Linked DNA regions of Mus musculus: region 1 is linked to region 2. The links are chromatin loops, found by intact Hi-C in ENCODE. Cell type or tissue: left cerebral cortex. All regions are shown on one strand. Each heading gives the region's core, and the rest is flanking DNA. Links, peaks and the distances in the headings are about the cores only.

Region 1 (2,910 bases), core at 166-2,665, 85 kb before region 2:
TCCTACCAAGTGACAGCCAGGGGATACCCAAACTTCCCAAATGCCCATCTTTTCTCAACCACAAAATTATACTTTGATTCCCCATAACGTAGATGTCTCAGAAATATACGATGCGCCACATAAACCTCTTCCTCGGACTCTCAACCTCTTCCTTCCCACAAAGCTTCGCCAGACTTCCCCCCAACGCATTCTCCAAGCTCACGAGTGCGCACGCGTACTTAGGTCCTAGGCATCTCCCTGCATCAAATAAGATATCGTTATATTATCCTTTTTTGCCTCTCCTGCTGTATCCAACCACTTTTCCAGAAATGAAAACCAGAGAATTACCCCATCCCCAACTGCAACCGCCGCCAACCCCGGCCCCAATTCCTCCCGCCGAGCAGGTCCCGCGCCCGCCGGCTAGCCTCCCGCTCCGCTCGCGGCCGCTCCCGCCCCCAGCTCCCGCCAGCCTGTCCCGCGCCTACTGGACAAAAGAAACGGTTGGAGCTCGCTTTTAACGATCTGTTTGGCACGTGCCCCTTCAGGCGGGGCAGGGAGAGCTGAGCTGGGGGTGGGGTTGGATCACTCGGGTGGCGGGGTGCAGTGGACAAGCTAATGAGGTAGGGCTGAGGCTAGCCTCACTGCAGGGGGGGGGGGAGAGAAAGGAATCAAGTCCCCTCTCTTGAGCACCAATACTCCCCAGAACTCAGCTCAGAGTGCTCCAGCAACCACCAGCTGAGCTTCCTGCAGTGACTATGATCTCGGGAGACAAGTCTGAAAACACAGCCTGCCGCCTGCGGTGTATGGCTTCCCCACCCCCACCCACCATGTGCAAGCAGCTTACAGGTTTATTCTTCAGTCACTACCTAAGATCTAAGGATACGACCGGTCTTTTATAGCCCCAACTAAAGACGATGGAAAGTCGAGTTTCCGCGTGTGTGTGTGTGTGTGTGTGTGTGTGTGTGTGTGTGTGTGTGGTGTGTGTGTGTGTATAGAAGTCAGAGGTCAATCTTCATGGCGTTTCTCAGGAACTGTCCCCTGGAGGGGAACGGGAATGGGTTGGGGGAGGCTCTCTCACAGACACCTAGGGCTCTGATCTTCTTAGGTCAGGCTGGTTAATTCCCGGAATGCTCCTCTGGCTCCTTCAACGCTGGGATTACAAAACAGCCAATCTCTGCTTTTCATGTGGGTGGCTGGGAGAGGGACCCATGTGTTCAAGACTGCGTGGTCAACGTGTTATCTCCGGGGATCCCTGGTTTGTCTAGCTTGTAAAACATAAAAGTGAGCTCACACCTCCCACTGTTTCCTTACATATATTTTTAGAGTGGTTCATGTATAAAATACTACCTGATACCATAGTTCGCCTAGTTTCAAGGTGATGTGAGGCAAATATTAACTAAAAATAAATATAACACTGTATAAAGATAATGGATAAAATCAAGTTTATGATGATGGCACTGCACACTCCCCCCCCCCCCAAGAACAGCTGGGTCCAGAATGCTCTAGATTGGAACATGTCTTTCACTCTATTGGGGGAGGGGGGGCAGAGGCAGACAGATTTTTGTAAGTTTGAGGCCAGCCTGGTCTACACAGTTAGTTCACTGGGCTACATTGGGAGACCTGGTCCAAAAACAAAAAAGTTCATTTTCTGTTAGCACTCCAAATGCCGCGGAAGCTGAAACGGAGGGATGGTTTTTCTTACTGTGCTCAAGCCTTCTGTCCTCCTGTGTGCCCCATACTGATGCTACCATATAACACGTGACAGGGCAAAGTCAGCCTTTAACTCCCTGGATGCCCGAATCCAGGTATCCAAGACACATCCTTTTCTCTGTCTATATCTCTGTCGCACACACACCACTCCCCACAATAATTATTTTAAAAAATAAAAATTATAAAAGCCCTAAAGGTATAAATTTATTTCTTTGAGATGAAGTGACAGTACTTAGATGTCTAATTCAAAAAAATGTTTAAGTAATATGTGTTTGTTTGTTTGTCTGTTTGTTTTTCTAGACAGGGTTTCTCTACGTAGCCCTGGCCATCCAGAAACTCACTCTGTAGACCAGGGTGGCCTCGAATTCAGAGATTCATCTGCCTCTGCTTTCCAAGTGCTGGGATTAAAGTTATATGTCATCATGACCCAGCTTTAGTAATATGTCTTTTTTTTTTTTTTTTTTTTTTTTTTGGTTTTTCGAGACAGGCTTTCTCTGTGTAGACCCGGCTGTCCTGGAACTCACTTTGTAGACCAGGCTGGCCTCGAACTCAGAAACCCGCCGTAATATGTCTTTATAACATGCTTGTGCAGAAGTCGCCATCCTCATATTCAGCACCTATGTACAGAAGATGTCTAACGCATAGTAGGTAGCCAACAGACCATCTGAGTGAATTTTAAACTTCCAGCTCAACTCTAAGTAGACATACACTAAGGTAGAGGAACCTGGCTGGCTGGCTGTGTTAGCATGATAATGTTGGTGTCACTGGGGGAGCCCACACACATTTAAATATGTCCCAGCTCTCTGCTCACCAAGAGGCTTCTGGTTGGTGTCTTAAGCTGATGCCAAGAAGATTTACCAGGAAAAGGAAAGACCCCACAGAGGACAGTGACACATCTCCAATTGCAAGTGGGTTCTGGCTTGTCCGTCAGATCTAAGCTTGGTTCGCGCCAGCACCCCATAGCTACTATGGGTTGAGAACAGCTCTGGGGAAATATAATGGAACCATGTGATGTAAAGACCAGACCAGACAGACTCTGCAGGTCTGATTTCTCCCCTCACAAGCCTGGCTCCTGCGACAGAGGGGGTGTTAATCTACTGCTTCAGTTACAGCCACAAATGACCAACTAGAATGACTGGCAACATGACACGACACAACTACAAAGCTTTGTCTGGCATCACAGAGAGTCGCCCTCTAGCATGTTCTGACCATGAACACCAA
Region 2 (2,910 bases), core at 108-2,607:
CTGCTACCACCACCACCCGGTGCCTCTTCAGAGTTTCCACAATTGAGTCCCGGTGTTTGAACACAGGTAGCTGCTGTCTCTCCTTCAGGAGCCTCTGATACTTGGGTGTGCTCTGTAGCCTCCTGAAGAGGCTCCTAACAGGTGCCAGGTCTTCTGCACTGGTTGGCTCCAAGGACAGCGCAGCAAGATCTTCGTCGGAAACTAAGTTTTCCCAGGATTCCTCGGGATCCTCGGAGCCCCCTTTCTCGCTTTCAGGACGCTGCTGCTGCTGTTGTTGCTGCTGCTGCTTCAACTTATTCAAGAGCTTGGCAATAAAAAGATCCCGTGGTTTGTTGGTTTCCATTTTATTGAGTTCTTCCCTTTTCTTCTCTTCATCACTCCACTCCAGCCAAACATCCCGGTACGTAGGAGGGAGTAACTGATGGACAGACTGAAAAGGAAAGCAGGAGCTACGTTAGACTGTGCTGACTAGATCTCAGAACTCAGTACATGAGGACACAGGGGAGTTGACTGTCTCTTAAAGTGGAGCTTTATTCTTAAACTCTAAAGTCATTAAGAGGAGAGGCACACGCAGAGGCTGCTGTCAGTATATAAATGGCGCACCATACTCGGGGTTCTTAACTTAGTGGCTATGTGACTGGGTAGGAGTGAGGTAATGCCTCTGCATTTAAAAGTAGCTAACAGCGGGCCTGTGAGCACGGTAAACTATGGAATGAATGTTTAATAAGCGTTCCTCTAGGGCTAGTACACACTATGTAGACGAACCACAGAGCATTTGGAAACACAAAGTTCCCCGTGAGATCTGGCAGTGGGACAGTGCTCTAAGTCAGAGTACTTTAAAGGGACGACACCAAACGGACCCTTCAGTTATTCTATTTGCCTGCTATCAAAGAACGATTCTCTCCGTGGCAGCAACAGTCGCTTTTACCAAGCACATATAGCTTATAATACTTTACTTGGGCAAAATTCAAGAAATAAGCATGAACTTTGGCAGAAGTTGGAAAAGAACAACTGTGTGGACTCCTACTTAGTCCGTGTGTAACTTCCTGTGGTGGTCTGAATGACAACAGCCCCACAGGATCACGTGAAGGCTTGGTTCCCCAGTTCAGGGAACTATTTGGAAAGATTAGGAGGTGTGGCCTTGTTGGAGGAAGTGTGCTAAAGGGAGTGGGCTTTGAGTTTTCCACCAGGTCCAGTGTTTCTCTCTCTCTCTTTCTTTCTCTTTCTCTCTCTCCCTCTCTCTCTCTGCCTGCTGACTGCTGAATGCAGAGCAAAACACAACGTTCTCAGCTACTGCTCCAACACCATCTGTCTGCTTCTTGCGGTTATGATCCTGTACTGACTCTGAAACTGTGAGCGAGCCCCTAACTGAATGCCTTTTGTTTGTTTTTAAATAAAAGTTGCTGTGGCCAAGGCGCCTCTTCCCATGGTCTTCGCCGCCAAGCAACACTTCCCATGAAGACGGAGAGCAAGTGTAGTATACAAAGGAAGTGCTGGCAATCTAAAATGTAAAAAGAGCATGGCGCTCTCTCAGAGAGTGTCTTCCCTCAGTAGGACTCTAGTCTTTAAGCCCTAAGCACATAGTTAACAGAACCTAAAATTGGAACTGGAGCCACCTGTCCACATTCGAGGCTGAAAGACCGAGTTTTCTGGGACGATCGTTGTTGCAGAATGACCATCTGTTACCCCAGATCCTCAGAGTTTAGACTTAGAGGCTCTGGCACACGCACACAGTGGAGTACACTGGGCAGACTCTGTCTAGACACAAACTCTGTTTGCTTTATACATGCCTTCCACAGAAAGCCTGAAAGTAACCTTATGCAACGCTTTCAGTAATCCCATTCGCAGAAGCACATTTCTCCGTGCAGAATTTTCTACATGGCATCCCGTCTGCAGAGAAGGCCATGGGTTCTAGAGCCTTAGGACTGCAGAGCTCTGCATCAGGGATGCTCCACTTGCACGGGCGTCTTTGGAAGCGTCAAGGCCTTGAGCGGCTCACCTGCCCCTTCACTAGCCGATAAAGGGCTAATGTGGCTCCCAGGTGCTGGGCTTGCATGCCGTCCTCGGTTAAGATTGTAGGACACACAACCAGCACGTCATCTTCAGACCTGACGACCCTTACCCTAAAAGCAGGAAAAGAACAATAAAACCTTTTTAAAACAACTTGATGAGGTCAGATCAAAAAAAGTCAGCAGCTCACTAAACGTAAACTTACAACAGTTGCTAAGTATTCCACGGGAGGCAGTGCATTAGACAACGATTACCAGCAAAGGGAACTGGAAATGAGGACTTTTAGAGTTTCTCGAATGCCTACTTGATCCATGTTTTGCTTCTGAGATAAGGTCTCCCTCTACAGGTCAGGCTAGCTTTGAACTCACTGGCCTGGAACCCCGCCTCAGCCCCCTAGGTGCTAGGATTACAAGCATGAACCAGCAAGCCTGACATCTCTAAACGTTTTCACAATTTACAGGAAACCAAAGGCTTTCAGTTCACCGTTTTCTAAAAGTTCATCCAGTTAAGCAGAAAAACCCACCTACATTTCCAGTATCTGCCTACGGCAACTTTCTCAAAGGAGGGGTTTGGACTCTTGGGAAGATTCTTCCTGACCCAGTCGATGAGGAATTGTTTGGGAGATTTGCCAGTCCAGCTTCGAGCAGTGTAGTCAAAGTTCCTTACATCGTGAGGTTCTTTCTTTTTACCTTAAATGGAGGCAAAGACTTGTTCTGTAAAAATGGTAAGAGCAATATGAACTCTCTGTGGAGCGAGTGATCAGCGTGCTCGCCCTTTTAAGAACAGCATTTCTGAAGGGACCGGGTGAAGAAGGACCAAAGGTTCGCTCTTCTCTAGGTGGGGCATCCTCTTCGTGGCCCACAGAACATCCCCCGGCTTTTGTTGTTGTTGCTGTTAGTT

The links. A loop is a pair of places that touch in the nucleus more often than their neighbours do. Peaks named below come from ENCODE experiments on the same cell type or tissue, not always from the same donor. Only the 100,000 strongest peaks of a DNase experiment are listed, where the experiment ranks them.
Region 1: a loop joins it to region 2, with 2.7 times the contacts of the local background. A loop is called at or near these places in 5 of 42 quality-filtered maps.

Annotation. Positions count from the first base shown.
Region 1 is chr13:113,029,758-113,032,667 of GRCm38, reverse strand. No RefSeq gene overlaps it. Among named protein-coding and RNA genes, the nearest start is that of Cdc20b, 4.2 kb to the left of the region's middle. In left cerebral cortex, for the core only: no CTCF peak of the experiment used is centred there; DNase peaks (open chromatin) are centred at 227, 709 and 1,179; H3K4me3 peaks cover 658 bases.
Region 2 is chr13:112,944,283-112,947,192 of GRCm38, reverse strand. It overlaps Dhx29 (DEAH (Asp-Glu-Ala-His) box polypeptide 29), which reads right to left. Exons shown (of 27, transcript NM_172594.3): 9 at 2,534-2,699; 10 at 2,000-2,123; 11 at 1-430. Among named protein-coding and RNA genes, the nearest start is that of Dhx29, 18 kb to the right of the region's middle. In left cerebral cortex, for the core only: no CTCF peak of the experiment used is centred there; DNase peaks (open chromatin) are centred at 540, 1,340 and 1,656.